2 separate regions of the Mus musculus genome follow, and region 2 is linked to region 1. A link is a loop called in an ENCODE intact Hi-C map of the cell type or tissue named here. Cell type or tissue: gastrocnemius. All regions are shown on one strand. Links, peaks and the distances in the headings refer to the core of each region. The heading gives the core; the rest is flanking DNA. Region 1 has its middle 37 kb from the start of 1700020N01Rik. Region 2 has its middle 53 kb from the start of Gm5420.

What was found. A loop is a pair of places that touch in the nucleus more often than their neighbours do. Peaks named below come from ENCODE experiments on the same cell type or tissue, not always from the same donor. Only the 100,000 strongest peaks of a DNase experiment are listed, where the experiment ranks them.
Region 2: a loop joins it to region 1, with 29 times the contacts of the local background. A loop is called at or near these places in 2 of 42 quality-filtered maps.

The regions. Positions count from the first base shown.
Region 1 is chr10:21,626,187-21,634,527 of GRCm38, reverse strand. No RefSeq gene overlaps it. Among named protein-coding and RNA genes, the nearest start is that of 1700020N01Rik, 37 kb to the right of the region's middle. In gastrocnemius, for the core only: CTCF peaks have their summits at 4,855 and 5,619; a DNase peak (open chromatin) is centred at 5,803; H3K4me3 peaks cover 3,052 bases; H3K27ac peaks cover 5,805 bases.
Region 2 is chr10:21,739,591-21,747,931 of GRCm38, reverse strand. No RefSeq gene overlaps it. Among named protein-coding and RNA genes, the nearest start is that of Gm5420, 53 kb to the right of the region's middle. In gastrocnemius, for the core only: no CTCF peak of the experiment used is centred there; no DNase peak of the experiment used is centred there; H3K4me3 peaks cover 3,733 bases; H3K27ac peaks cover 8,000 bases.

The sequences.
Region 1 (8,341 bases), core at 130-8,129:
AATATGACCTAATAAAATCTTGGAGTCAGACAAATCAATAAGCAAACAAAGCCAAATTTTTTTCAATTATTAAAACAAACAAACAACCCACCCCCCTGCTTTCTGGGGTGGGATAATTCATGTCTATTCTAACATTTGGAAGACTCAGATGGAAGGATCATGAAGCCAACCTGGATTATATAGGGAGCATGTCTTTTAAAAATACAAAATAAAATACCATGGAGAGGAGATGGCTTTCCATGGAGGACTGATGGGCAGGGTTGGACATCACTCCTAAAAGTTAGTCTGACCTTCGTGTGTGTGCCATGGTATGTAAGCGTGCGCTCTCTCTCTCTCTCTCTATCTCTCTCTCTCTCCCTCTCTCTCTCACTCTCTCTCTCTCCCTCCCTCTCTCTCTGTCTCTCTCTCTCTCACACACACACAAATAATAATGCGATTTAAAAATTATCAAGCAAAAACAGAAATCTTTTTACACGTCTTGTTTTTACTTTAAGACTCTAAGTTTCTTATGCTTTAATAAGTTTGTTTATAATATCAGAATGCCTTTTAATTAGTCAGCAGGTCATTCCTGGTACAGTTGAGGTTTTCATTTACCCAGAATAAACTGAAAACTTTATTTATAGCAGAATAAACATCAGAAAACTCAGAAACTTAATCAACATTTATTATACTTTGCAAAAGCAAATAGTGCGACATATCTGGGGAAGTGCCCTGGGGAGGTTGGCTGCTATTTTCTCTGACTGGAGCAGAATTTTTTGGTACACTGGAAATTTTCAATTTTAAAAAAAAGTATACCCTGAAACATAGTATGTCTGTGAGTGATCACTGAAATGAACCACCTATATCTAACTACATAGCTATTGTGTTGACAATAAACAGAATCCTGCCAGGTGCCAACAAGTTGAGATTTTTATACTGTCATGACTACTTATTCATTGTTAATTTACTGTGTAGAACTGTACTATTTCTAATCATAAAATAAAAAGATGCTATGAAATAAAAGAATGGCTATTTAGAGAATTCATTGAAGATTCTATATAATTAATTAAAAAAATAGGTTTATTTAAAATCATTTCTCAAATTAGAAAGTTAAATTCAAGAAAGCTCCAATAAATGTACTTGAAAAGGGTCAAATTACTATGCAAGAGAAGTAGAGACTGTATTCAAGGGAAGCATAATTACTGAAATATTTATGTTTTTCGGCTGATGGTCTGAATAGCTAACAACTTTAATGTTTTATTACTCTGTTGCTATGCAGAACATTCTACCTTGAGCATGTATTGACTTTCTCCCCTGATGACACCCTCCCCCCAGCTCCTCCTAGAGCCCCTATCCTGTCCATCTCTCAACTCCAGGTCTTCTCTTTATACCCTAGTGAGTCCACCCAGTGCTTCCTTCATGCACATGGATATAGGGCTGTCCACTGGAGCATGGGCAACCTACCAGAGGCCACATCAGTGAAGAAAACTGACTCTCCCTATTCTAATTCTTTCAACTGTTGGTAATTCCTCAACGAGGGATGGGCCTCATGTGCTGCTCCCCTAAAATTCCATGCCAGAATTTTATCCCAACTTGTATAGGTCTTACGTAGTCACACAAGTGTGACAAGAGTGACAGCTGCTGTGAGTTCAGTTCGACAGCTGTCTCATGACTAAGTGACACTGTTTCACGTGGTCCTCCCAACCTCTGGCTCTAGCATTCTTGCTGTTCTGTCTTCCACAGTGTTCCTTGAGCTCCGGTGTGTGTGTGTGTGTGTGTGTGTGTGTGTGTGTGTGTGTGTGTGTGTGTGTGATATCTCACATGTGCCATTTGGGGCTGATCTTTCCACAGTCACTCATTCTCAGCACTCTGACTGGCTACATTAACCTGTCTCTTACTTAAGTGCCATTCACTGCAAAAAAAGGGGGTGGGGTGGGGAGAGCTTTTCTAATGAGGGTTGAGAGCTGCCTTAATCTATGATATAATACAGGTATTTAGGAGGCGATTTGATGCTGTCCCTGCTTAGTAAAGTAGAAATGGGGTCTCCCATCTGATCTTCCCAGCCACACAATCTTGGCCAGGTTTCAGTGTCAGGCATAAATTCTCTCCTCTGAGGTTGGCCTCAATTCTAATCAGAAAGTGGCTGGTTCCTCCATAGTATTCATTCTACTATGGCACTGAGAGGCATGTCTTGGCAGGTTGGTCATCATTGTAGCTCACAGGGTTCAAAGTTGGATAATACATTGATAGCTGATGACACAGCACCATCTAGCACTATGGGATTTTTTTTTTTAATTTTCAGATAGCGTTTCTGCATAGTTATAGAATGTGATGTTCTTATTTCCTATGAAGGCTGTAGCATGGTGAAGCTGGGACAGATGCCTGTCTACACTATACCATGCTGGCATCCAGCTGGTCCACCTTCCCTCCCTATTGTGCATCTAAACAGACCTTGTGAAAAACAGCAAGATAAAAATTTTAGAGTCCTACCACACTTAAAATATTTCTTTTGCAAAGGACAGTGGATTTGAAAAGCTCAAGATGCTAAGTAGGTAGAGACTTGTGGAAGCTGGTTTACATAAAGCTATGTGAGCTCTAAGGAATAGAGACCAACTCTACTTTTGGGAAGTGAGTCAAGTATTATCTGAAACTAGTCGCACAAACCCAAATGGATCAGAAGGTCATAAAGTCCTTGGTCTGTCTCTGGTTTAGTCCCTGGTCTTTTTCCTTCTTGGTTTCCTTTATGTGTCTTGTGTGGCCTCTAGGGCAGTCTCCCTCAAGGATATTTATCCCTGACCAGTCTGGCCTTTCCTCTCTGTAACAGCTCATAAGCTTTTGCACATGGCTCTGGCTCACTGTGCCTGTGGCAATTTGACAATTGCAGTAAAACTGCTTCTTGGTCATTTACTCCTCATTTCTTAGTCCAACTTTCCAGAGGAAAGCTGTAGTTGGTTCAACTCTTTTCCATATTTCAGGCCAAGGGTAAGGGAGGGCGCAGCTGTGAGATGGTCCTGAGGTCAGGCTTGTCCAATCTCTGCCACAAAAATGAAGTTCAAGACTTTTGGGGGGAAAAGATTATGGATAGGCGATATTCTCAAGAAAGACTGCCAGTCAGGTTGACTGTGTGTGCACATATTTACAAATTCATTTTCTGTTCACAAATTACAATTATGCATAGCTATGGAGTAAAGTTTTTATCTGGAAGCCACTTTTGATATGATCTCAGGTCTTTATTAAATTTTTAGCTATTCATTCAACAAGTTTTCATTAAGTGGTCTGAGTGGGTCTAATCTAGGAAGAAATAACAACTCAAATAGGACCTGGGATGCTTAGAAATACTGGATTCCCCAGTGCGACCTTGCCCCATGGTTCCTATGTCCTACATGTTGTCATCACTTACAGCTCGGTTTTGATTTGTCACCTCTGTGAGACTTATCTATGCTGTCAGTAGAATGGAAGGATACTTTTTATGCACAGCCGCCTTCACAAAGATTCAGGATTATCTTCACCACACACGTCTTGGCAACGTGTCTGAGTGGTTCTGAAGGGTTATGGCACTTTCATCTATGAGATAATATGAATTTATAAGCACACATAAGTATCAGATGGGTATATGAGAAGAAGAGGAAACAGCATGAATTCTGCTAGTCATAGGTTAAGGACTTACTGCTTATAAACTTTTGCCACATTTTTAAAAAAAGAAACTCTTCCCTTTGGCAGATACTCAAGTGGTGAACCATCTTAAAGAGACATCCTGGTGCCTCCCCCAGGAGGCCAAGGTCAACACTAACCATCTGACATTCATTCATGCTTATTGTGTGCATCCATAAAGAAAGGAGTGAGAACAACCCTTGACCTCTGTGGTCTTTCTCCAAAGACCCAGGCCCTATTCAGTCTCAGCCTAAGCAGAAAAAAAAAATAATGTTTGGGCATACTGTCCAAGAAGCAAAACTGTCTAACAAATTTCCTAAAGACATCCAAGGTTGTAAAACAAGAGGAGTCTAAGAAACTATCTCAGTTATGAACACAGCCTGAGATGACAACTCAATAAGCATGTTATAACTACATGGATGTAGCTGTCAAGTAGAAAGGGCCACTGATGTAAAGATAAGGAAATAGATAAAGAGTATACTTTAGCCAGTAATAATCCATACATATCTAAACAAATATAATTATATTAATGTATGACATTAATATTTCAGGGATGCTGAATACAGGGTATATAGAAATTACATCATCTTTTAAACTTTTAAGTAAATCATTACCTACCTATTCAAAAATAAATTGTATTTAAAAACCCATTATGTGTTAGAAGAAAATTGAAGAAAGACTCTTTTGATTTGCTTTGTTTGTTTTCCTCGGAATCTTTGAGTATGGTACTTCTGGTGTTACACCAAGATTGTCCTGGAAATCTTTGGAGTGTCTGAAGCTCGGATGCCTTATATACCCATCTTCCCTGGAGGCTCTGCAGTGAAAGTACAGGGCAAAACTAGGTGCTGCTTGGGGGCTCTCCATTTATCAGGTGTTAGCATAATTATAACAAACAGACCACTTAACAGCAAAACTCATCAAGTCTGTACTGTACTTAAAAAAATAATGTGCAAACATTATAACAAGTAGCATAGACAGATGGGAAAAAAAAAACCTGCCCATCTTCCCTCTTATTTCTCTCCCTGTATCCCTTGTTCCTTCTGCCTGGCTAGTTACAGTGCTGAAGAAACTAGCCATTCTGATTTCTATATTCACATTTCATCACAAACATTCTCAGGTCATTTCCTATCGTCAACTTTTCATTTTGAAAGGATGGGTAACAGTGAAATAAGCTGCTACGCTATAATTGAATTGAATTCTCTAAAAGCCAATGCTTCAGTTAACCATGTCTACCACAAGGGACTGAGCTCCCTGTGGCTCATCCTGTGTCACCCAACTGAATGCTCAGATGATGTCTAGAGTATATTTATTCCTTGGGAAGACATTCTGAACTCCTGACCTGAGTCTCCTGCCAGGGGTGCACAGAGTCCATGCTCAGCAGTTTTGGGGATTGCAACGCAGAGCTGCACAGCTCTGCAGTAACCGGACCTCATCTTTCCTTTCTGCTTTTTAAGATGCCTCACTGTGAAATCAAACTTGTTTGGCTCCAGGCATTCAAAATGCCTTTCATTTACTCACGAAGAGACGATAACTGTGGTTAACTTTATGTACCACATGATTGAAAAATGAAATGTTCTCATGGACAGGGTTGCAAAAAAAGATAACCAAAATGGATGAAGGAAGGAGGCGATGATGGACCGACCATAAGTCATCCGGTTACAGTTTCTTGGAAGATGGAGAGAATGCATATCTTGTTTGATGTCCTCAAGCCAAGAGCGTATCTAATGCCTGTCAACTCCTCTAAGGAGAAAAACGCTGGATACACCTAACCCTCTTCCTCTTCTCCTCTCCCCCTCTCTCTCCTGCAAGGCATAGATTATTAAAAGGAAATTTGCTTTTCTTCTTAAGGTCATTGCAAAAACCTAGCTTCAGTTCTGATCTTGGTACACATAAGAGACAGGAAAGAAAGTGGATTGTTAAACTGAAAAACAAGCAAGCAAGCAAACAAACAAACATATAAATGGTTCTGTAATAAAAGGTACTGGACACTAGAGGGATTGGACCAAAATGTAGAGGAGTGTTCAGTACCAACTTATAAAAATGGTCACTACACTGGCAGAATTTATGTCAGAGGATGGAAAACATGAGTAATGTTCTTGCCAAAAAGGACATTCTGGACCGACCCATGCAAACAAGCAATCAGAGGCTGGAGCCTGGCCGAGCCAGCCCCATGAGGAAACAGCTGTGAGGTCAGCCTCAGCTTAGCAACACAGGCAGTCTCTTTCTCTCCGTATTAGAGTCAACACAGAAAGCTCATGGCCCACCCAAACAGGGAATGGAAGGCTCCAGAAAGCTGGAATATGCATACGGTGCCCTCGGGTTTCCTCTGACTCATGCTGGTAACTGTGAGCCACAGGGACAAATCTTCACCTGTGACTTTGCTTCGATCGGGCACTCTGACTTGTTGACCTTGTGAAACGTTAAGAGGCAAGTGGGTGTTCATTTTGTGTTGCTACCACAGATTACTTTATCACAGGAATTATGTGAAGAAAAGAGATTTGACTCAATTTTGGGGTCACAATGTCCAAATAGAACAACGATATTTGTAGGTAACATCCCCAACTGTGTCACAGTATTGTGGAGAAGTAAAAAATGAAAATGTCTGTGGGCATAAGAGATCAAGTACATGGGATGGTCTCATTATGTGCAACTCATCCCCAAAAGAACTACCTTAATGCCCTTCAAAGGTGCTGCTGCTATGACCTAACCACCTTCCACTAAGCCTACCCCTTAAAGAGGCAGACTATTACAATGGAGCCCAAGCTTCTATTACAGCACATGGCTCTCTGGGGGACAGAGAACATACCTAAATCATACTGGGGACCAACTACATAGAGCTTTTGATAGCTGAACAGGAGAAAGGGTTTTGTTTGTTTGTTTGTTTGTTTTTGCCTTTAATCAGGCTGGTTTACTTTTCAATAGGACTCCTTATGTCATGGACTCCAGCCTATCTTTAAACAATTTAAAGTTACAAAAAGCCCATGCTTTTCCTTCCTTCTGAATATTTTTGTTCCTGTCATATTTTTTCTCTTTGGAGGTTACTTCTTAAAACTTCATGCAGCATTTTTCTATGTTTAAATAACTCAAAATCAGACAACACATCATTTATTTCTTGCAGCATAGTTGACCTTGTGATGCCACATTTTCTCGTTCTTCATAGGAAATCAATCTGGGTAGTAAAGAACCCATGTGCTTTATAGTCTACTTCAAACTCTGAGCTAACCTAGTAAATCAAGCTATAAATGAAAATTACCAATGGGGGAAAGAGTCTTTTCTATTTAACTTTTCAGGGAAAAAAAATCAGTCCAGTAGTTTCCAAGGCGCTGCGTTTACCTTGCCAACTTCCATTACAAACCCTGGCTAACAGCATGGCCCAAAAAGTGGCTCATTATTAACTATGTGGGCAAATATTAAAAAAATAAAAGAGAGAAACAGAGTTGGGGTCTACTTATCGATTAAAAACAGAGAGATGCAAATGCCAGTTAAAGATGGAGACCTTGTATGAGATCCTCTAAGGTGGATACAGACACTGCCCTTTCTGCCAAGCTGTGCCAGGCAGGGCTGTGCTGCAAGAGAACCTCAGACTCCTAGTATAGAGTCTGACTCCCTTCTCTGGACTCCCGGGTTCAAGGCAGGGGATTGGTAAGGGCAAGGCTTAGGAGGTCAGACAAGTCAAGGATAAATGAGACTTATGTGGCTGGATGAACAAGAGCCACCTGACCCAGAAAATATACCTTGATTGGGAGGCTGGGGCAGGATTTCACCCTGGTCCATTTTCTCTGAAGTCCCATTTTATACAGACAGCAAGCACACATTTGTATATGCAATGGGCAGGTAGCAGAATGTAGGGCTTATTCTGTGGACATTAAGTGGGAAGACAGAAGGTCTGGTCCATTACTAAGGCAGTTATGAGATTGTCGAGTGAGAGGGACCATTTCTGTCTTACTCAGATTCTCACCATGCCACTAGCCCTTACATGTAGGTAAATCTGTTTGGAAAGTTCAAGGGCTTCTGACTGTAATTCATCTTGCAGCATTACCGTGAGGCTTTGTCTGAGACTCTCAATGCTGAGTGAGAAGCTGCTCCAACCACACAGCACTCACTTCCCGACAGACCTTCTGTGCGCCTTTTGTTCTTAGCCCTTGGAACTTCTGAGTTGTTTAGCTCAAGCTCTTGGTAGATGCCTCTGTGAGATGTTTAGACCAGCATACAGATTCACCACTGGCTATTCAGCAAGTTACATAGAAAACACAGCACACAAAGAAATCGGAACCCTGTCAGAGCAAACTCAAACTCTACCGAGTAGGTGCCGCTGCTTTTGGACTGGAGAAACTGTTTCTTTGACACGTAACTGATTCGAAGTGTAGAAGTTTTTTCTCAGGGCCACCACATCCCATCCTAGCTTCACCTTGTTGTTCAGGCTGTGTACAGATGCTGTATGCTCTCATTTGGTAATGCACTGAAATGTATCCTTGTCTACTAAGTTTGGAACTCAAATTACCATGCCAAAGTGGACACACTCTATTACTGGTGCAAGGCATATTATTTTCTTGATCACAGAGCTATAATCCTTTTCATCTTGAATCCAGATCTTAATGATGAAGCAGTCTTGTATTAAAACAAAGCTGTCACACCATTTCATTCCATGAATATCAACTTGTCTAGGGTAAAGCATGATTTCCAAGTGGAAATCCACTTTGCTTTTAGGGCA
Region 2 (8,341 bases), core at 8-8,007, 110 kb before region 1:
TAGCAACAGAAGTGAAAGTAGAAGATGTAGCTATGAAGTGTAATTTTTCATAGAGTAGATGTGGGACTTTGATTTCTAAAGCTATTCTGTGTTTTGTTTCTGCGATCTGTGAAAAGACAATAATCTGATGTGTATCCTCGCTTAGAAAGCACAGTTTATGTTCTTAGGAAAGAAATTACACGGTGCCTTTAGAGCCCGATTAACACCCACTGGGAGAGCATATTCGTGAGTCGTCACAGGCAGCATCTTACCTCAGGAGAGACTTGGTGTGTGTGTGTGTGTGTGTGTGTGTGTGTGTGTGTGTGTGTGTAGGGGAGGGAGAGAGAATGAAAGGAAGGGTACAGGCATGCAGAGAGAGAAGGAAAAAAAGGAGGAGGGGAGGAGGGGAGAGTGCAAAATGTCTGAATTATATAGGGAAGAGCCTCTGGGGAGATTTCAAGGGTGTTCATGAACTCCTAGGTGGGTTGAGAGGTTTTAATTTCTTGATGGGTATAGTAGTTGGGATTAGTTAGGACGCAAAGCCTCCCATGAGACACAACTCAAGAGAAACGGCCCATGTCCTGTCCTTTGCTAGATGCTGTCCAAACAGTCAAAGAGGCAGAATAATGACGTCAATCAGTGCGAGTTGCATGGGTGTGGGAGTGGGGCACAGATGGCTACATTAATGATGAGTCTGTAAGGACACGTCTTCTGTTGTTTGATTTCTCCTTTCAAGACTTTTTAGAAAAAGTTAAGAGTTACCTCGTTCTTATTCAGAGCACTTGACGACATCAAATATAGCTTTATCTCTGCCTTGTTTGTTTGCTGGAGAGGACTCTGGTAATTCAACTCAATGTCTAACACCTCAGCAGGAGAACCTGCTGTGGCAGCTGTTGCGATGTCTTCCCTCATCCTGCTCACGTCTGACATTTGCAAGGCAGGATCTGATTACAGCTAGCAACTTGAAATTAAGGGGACAGGGAAGAAAATACCAGGAGACGTGGAGTGAGCAAGGGGTGAGACAGGCTGCCGTGTGCTCCCATTTCAGTCTCCAAGAAGCAGGCTGGTGATCTGGATCCTGAGCCTCCCGCGGTGGCTTCAGATCTGCTCAGCTCAGCTCAGACTTCACACGGCGTCAACCCAGGGGTTCCTCTGAAGTGCCTAAAATCACAAGAGTACGTGAGTTCATTTACCAGAAGGTCTGAGAAGACAGAATGGGAGGAGCTAAGACATTATAATCTGCCATCGGAGAGCTCCACATACAAGTCACTGATCTATGCCCAGGATTCAACTCCATCAAAGTTTTCTCAAAAACTTAAAATTTGTTTCTACTTAGATGTACTTCTCCATCAGTTTTATGATCCATAACTAAATATTTAGCCATCATTTCTCCAGATAACCTGTGTAAATTTCGAGTTTCCCTTATGAAATCTTTAAGCCCAGGGGAAAAAAAACATAATACTAATCATACAAGAATACAGTAAGTATGTGCACAGATTGTCTTGTAACTCTCAAAGTGCGTTCACATAATACAATCACATTCCTGGGCCCAGCAGGGATGTCCAGCATCCAACCCTCCTCCTTTCTCCTGAAGTTTCTTTGTGCTAGTGATTGGTAAGCTGAGATTTTACATCCTTAGAGGTGATAAAAGTTAAATGAGAAACAGGAGGCTGTCTGTAGACGGAGATCAGACTCCAGGAAGGTTGCCTGCTGGGCCATTGTTCGTCTATCTCACCTTGGATAAGCACAGACAATGGCAGACCTCCCTTTACCGAAATGCATAGACTAATCCACACACCCAACTCCTATGGAGCTACTGTAAGGATCTAATCAGACAATAGGTGAGAAAATCTTGTCCAGCTGCCAAATGCAAAATAAATATTTTTAATATTTTTTTCTGCACTTCATCTTCTTTAACATTTCTGACCTTAACTTCAACAGAAGACTCCATCTACCAAAGAGTAGAAAAGACAGGTTTTTTGTTTTTTTTGTTTTTTTTTTATTCCTTAGAGCTTGCCCTAGTGGTCTCCTTTATCATCATCAAAACACAGAGGTTTGCATCTGGGAGCTATATACTTAAGTCTCAGTGGACTGGCAGCTGAGGTCAAGAGAAAACCAATATCCTATATGATCTTCACAAATATGGTTTTACTCTAATTTTATTTAATCGAATTAATTGATTGAATTTAATTAAGGGGGGGTTGAATCTAGAGTCTCATGAACGTCGGGTGAACACTCAACCACCGAGCTATATCACCAAACAATGTTTGGTATTTTTTGATAGCCAAGTCTGCGGGCAACCTACATCTAAACCACATTTGTACATTTCTGACTTCCACATCACAGTTTTTACCACTGAATCTGAAGCTCCGGGGTTGGTCCCAGAAGGCTGCTCTTTGTACAGAGCACACGGGCTAATACAGATATGCCACTAATGCAGGGACCCAGAAGTTCGTGATTGTAAGCAGGCATGTGTTCCTCATTTCCTCCCAGCAATGACAAGACTTCTCCATCAATCGCCTGCTAGAAGCAGGCATGAGGACTTATGTGAAATAAAGCAGCTGGTATGTAACATCTGCCTTTTCATGTTCGAAAGCACTTTGAAGTAATATTTTCTCCATACTCTTTAGTTGGATGGAACATTCATTCACAGAGGGGTTTCAGAAAATGCATTCCATCCCAGAGTTGTTCTGGTCTCTGCTGAAGAAATAAATCTTCTAAGCTGTGAAACTGATTGCCAACCATCACCCTTTAAAACAGAAGGAGGTTTCAACTCATTTTAAGTAATTCTACTAAAATCTCAAGGTATTAGCTAGTGGTCTGTATTATCTGCTGAAAGAAGAGATAAACATTTTGCCTCTGGTATCCAAAGAGTATAGAATAACATAATATATTTTCAGAAGCTATAGCATGTTCTTGGTCGGTTTCCTAGGGATACAGAATCGAAATGGACTAAGTTGACATCCATCTGTGGTACTAAGTAACCTTGGCTCTGGTCTAGGGCTAGAGGAGCTGGGAACAAACAGAGCATTGCATTCAGTCTGGGGAGGCAGACCATAAGGAAGGAGCTCACTTTGAAATTTCTAACCTATAGACTGACTTATTCCAAGTTGCAAAGAATAATTACCAAGGTTTACTCTAAATATACCATACCGAGTTTCACAATACTTAATCGTGGCCACATATGGGCACTTTCCCATGGCAGTTCCCATCTACAGTTGTAATTGATTTTCCCCAGAGGTACAGTCCTGTCCCAGGGTCATATTTGACCTTATTTCACAGTCGTGCCACCATCTGTAATGATGCTCAGAAAAAGCAGCCAATTGGGAGGTTTGTTTTCTGTTCCCTGTTAAGTGTTCTATCAGGCAGTGAAAGCAGTTTGAACTGGTTGGGGCATTACATCCCTTCTCTGGAGTCGACCCAGGGTTAATGGATACTCAGTTAGCTTGCAAGACTGCAAACTGATACCTGTGTGTACCAGCCAAAATGACATCCTATTTTTTTTTCCTTGTGGTGCTATTCATGTTTAGATTGTAATATAACGCTAGGAGGAAATTCTGCTGCAATACTTTTCATTTGTCTTTGGAAGAGCAGGCGGTTTGTGTATGCTGATGGAGGGGGTCCTTGCTACTTTGTTACTTTGTTGTTTTGAGGAAAATAAGGAGAAAACAGCAGCAAAAATTAAATGGGGGTGATCTGTTTTTAATTTCTATATATTTAATATCTATTTTCCTTTTGTATCTTGACGATATTTCACAGAGAACTCTACCTCCTCCGACCCCCACCCCCACCCCTAAATCCTATCATCAATGAAGAGTACATTACCGCTGGGGTCAGAATTAATTTGGCAGGTGTGTCCTGGGTTTGGTTTAGTTTTTTTCATCTTCTTTTTCCTGCTCATGTAAAATACTTTCTTAAAGAAAGATACTTGCTAAGTTTGAGCTTCACCTAAGCCAGCTAATTACTTACGAACTACGGCCTTGGCAAGAGTTGATAAAAAGAGTACCATCCATGCCGATCAGTGAAGAAATGGGTTCCACTTTGCTCATGCCAATGTTACTCCCTCTGAATAACACTGAACAACTCCCAGGAGCAAAAGTGGTACAAACTGTGTAACAGGCTGTGGAGAGGTGCCTTCTGATTGGATTGGACCAACAATAAAAATAAATAAATCAGGAAAGCAACTCTTCAATTTCCGATGACCTCCAGATGTCAGATTTTAATGCCAGTAAATAACAAGCAACTTGCAAAAGAAACTGTCTTGCAGTAAAGACAGTGACAGCAAAGCCCCTAGTTTCTTGGAAGCTTGTGAGTGCCAGGAGCACAGGACTTGGTTTTGAAATCCGAATCACATATTTGAGACAGCTAGTGTTCCCAACTTGAGCCTCTTGGCAGCTGTGCTAGCTGAGAGTGCACATAGCATTGGCGGATGGGAGCAAACAAGTTTGGGGCTAGCAGCACTCTTCACAGCGGCCAGTCAAGTGGCTGCTTCCAAAGGGTACATGACAGGGCAGTGCCAAGAGAGAGAAGGCACAGGCTGAGAGGGAAGAACCTGGGCCTTTCAGGGAGGTTGCTGTGTTGAGTGGCTTTTCGTTTTTGTTTTTTTAATATACAGGAGTATTTTCACTGAAGTCTTTCAGGGACAGAATGCCAGCAGTAAAGATCAGGTCAACTGGGATACAGGCAAAGGCTTGACAAGCATCTCTGCCTACACCCCATCTCCCCTTGACCTCTCTGCCTTGTATAGCCACTGTCTTTTGAAAGAGACTATATTCACCTGGAAGGGCAACAATGATAGAAACACACAACCCAAGGAGAAACCCAGCTCACAGGACAACTGGGAACACCTCTGCTTTTGTTCTGTCTTTCAAGTTCAAGAAATTCCTAACAGGAAACTATGTTTTGGTTGGGGTTGCCATTCAGGCTTCGTCCAATAAGATCACAGCTTTCATTGGCCACTTAGGTATGAGTTCACAATCTGACAGTGCTTTGTGGCACACACTATTTCAAATAAATGCTTTTGTTCATACGTGTGTGAAGGGGTCAAGAATCAAAGAGTGAGAACAATTTGTGTGCTTTCCCATAGTATAGCTGACCTACCTTCCATGTGTGGACATTTTAAAAAGGCATGGTAGCCTAGTCTGAAATGTTAAGCATGTATTAGACTGGACACATTCTTTATAGTCATCTTTCCAGATCACATAAAGGAATACGCCTCTCGTAAAATTATTTCCCAAGCAACCATATCTGCTTTTAGGAGCTACAAAAGCCTTGCTTGGCTGTCCATGTTCACCATCCAACCTTGTGCTTGGGATGTCTGCGCTCCGCCAGCCAGTTCAAATCAGGAGCAAGATGCACTGGAACCGGGCTCTGTTCTGCCAAGCAGATAATCCCCTAATGTCCAGTCAGCAATTCCATCCTCACATCCACAGTCAGACTGACCTTCCGAGGCAGGAGGTGCTTGAAGTCTGTGCAAAACATAACCACCTCAGAGATTCAGGAGGTCCTGCCTCCGGTATCATCCCTGTCTCCATCACTGACTGTAGTCCCCAGCTTGCTTTTGCAGTGTCAGGCCCGCGTATCTGTGACGCTTCAAAGTGATGTTTCCTTCTTAAAACATTCAGAGTTAGGACAAAATTTGCATAATTCTATTAGAAGGCTTACACCTCAGCTTTGGGCAAAAATATTTGAGAAAATGCGATTTGCCGGGGACGAGCGGTCTTATCTTTTGGTCCAGAAGGTACTTCCCAGAACTAAGCTTGTTAACGTTAGGGCGGCTGGCTAAGTACCAGGGACTGAACACTGCTAGGTGCGAAGGGTTGATTTTATCCTCACTCCGTCTGCCGTGGGTTGAAGCCGAAGATCAGGAAGGATTTTCTGTTTCACCGTGTTGCAGATATGAAAACTGGAGTCGGGTACAGGGGTGGCTGCACAGCTGTGTCTCTGTAGGTTTTTACACAATGTATCGGTTCCTCTCAACCTAGGGCAGTTTATTTTGGTGTCATTACAGAACCCGAGGAGATTGTCCCTAGATGAAATGAATCTGAGGGCTTGTCATCATGTCTATTTTGATCAGATGCCCTGCCTATCTTTCACAGGCCGAAGGCCAGTCTGGCATATGTTTCTTAGATTCAGCTTCTGGGGGGGGGGTACTTAACGAACCAGACACCTTCGGCTGGGTAAATGTTACCAGACCGACTGTAATTAAAATGTCCTCCGTGGGTCACATGAGGCTCTGCTAATCGGTCGGCTGCTCCAGGAGCCAAGAACTTCATGTTCAGATGTTGGAATGCTGGGGGCAAGTGTGAGCCTCTCTGCCTCCCCAAAGAGCACACAGCCTCCAGTCCAGAGCCATCCTGAACCCCAGACTGGCACATGTCCCACCCAGAACCACCCTGACACATGACTTCATTTTTATTCCCTAGTGACCTGAAAGGCCTGAATAAATAAATAAAGGGACAATTTAATTTTTGAAATAACATAGATCTTCTAAGTATTGTAATAGCAGAAAGAGCTTTTCTTCCTACATGATTCAATGAGTATGAAAGTCTGCATGGACTTATTGCATGGTATATGTTTATGCTATTACATGGCATATGTTTATGTTAGTGCATGGTATATGTTTATGTTATTGCATGATATATGCTTATGGTATTACATGGTATATATTTATGGTATTACATGTAATATGTTTATATGTCTATTACTATAGAACTTTTCAGTGGGACTGTTGTCATGGTACCCAGTGGCATTTCCCACAAACAGTCTTTCCTGCCTATTTGTGTACAAAGTTCTTGTTTTTCAAAATATAATATTTATGTGGGCCCTACCTGTATTTCATATCTAACTTAAAGCCTTTTCCAGGTGGCTCTGTGATTTCTCTATCACTAGTGGGCTTACATTGCAGTCCCTTTATGTCTGACAAGTGACCTTTAAGATGCTTTCATCTGTCTTGACAGCAGACTCCAGATTAACCCTAACTAATTTAGACAATTTGCTAAATATCTAACTAGATGAAGGAAATTTATTCACCAATTAACTAAAGAGATTTAGAGAAAGTTTTCATAAATTCATTTCTAGTTATTTAACTGTATACACATATCTTAGATATATTATTTTAATTTACATTATTTAAATTTATACACTTTGTGCATATACTTCGGAACACTTTTCTATGGACTTTAAAAGGAGAGTTTTGTCTCCCTGTTAGTTTCTCTGGGACAATGCAGGGCTCTCCTTGTACCCAAGTGCTTTGCAGTGCTATGGCCTGTGGTTCAGTAAAATTCTCATGTCAGGGTGGTTTGGAAAGAAACACACTCAGCACTTCAGACTGATGCCTGAGATCTGTGACCTTCTTACATAACGCACAGGAGAAGCTATGGTTCTGTACCTAGCCACAAGGCAAAAATGTGAGATGTTCAGCCAAAATTGCCACCTGAGGACACACAGAACAAAGAAACACAAGTCCTAATCAGATTAGAGCTAATGAACCAGACTCTGGCCTGTTGTGAACTCCAGAAACACTAAGTCATTCCAGCGAACAAACAGGGGAGCCAGACCTTGGAGAACAAAACGTTTTCTTAATTACTTGCGTTCTTTTCACAGCTGTAATTACAAGATAGTTTCCACTGTCTGTTACAACTTGCTTCCTGCGAGGCTATGTCCCTAAACCATAGCCTTTTCTGTTCTCTAGCATAGCTGTGAGCAGCAGATGGAGAAAGTTCAGCCTGCTGTCTAGGAATCAAGGATAATATCTTAAGACCTCACAAGGACTCAGATAAGAGAGGTTGCTCAAGGCTGTTTTTTTCATTTAATTTAGGAACTGGTGGCTAGGTATCAAACAGAAGCACAATATCAGACACGGTGCCTACAAGAGAGTGTCAGAATCCTCCCAGTTAATAGATATCTGTTTACCCTTTACTTCTAAAGATGAATATTTAAGACAGCTTTCCTCCTAGATGATTACCAAAACAGTACATGCCTTTTCACTCAGAGATGTCCCAGCCTCAACACCCTGGGGTGCCAGCTATGGCAAGTTCATAGAGACACTCTCCTCTGAGGCTTCATCCTGTTTCAGTTGCAGAATCATATTGCACTATAATCCTCTGCAGTTTTAATCATACTTCAAGTTCTTCCCATTATCTACTATTCTTCCTTTTAAAAAAGGGTCCGCACAGTATATTGATACATGTGATGAATTGTCAGACATTATTCTTGGATGTAAAATTTTACTGTTTTTCCAGCTTTGAGCTGCCACTGCTGGTGGCAGGCTGACTGAAGCTGCTGTCCCTCACTTGGAGTTGGCTCTCTCCCCAGTGTGTGCTGTTTCCTTTAGGGGGGGTCAGGCTCTTTTGCATTTGTC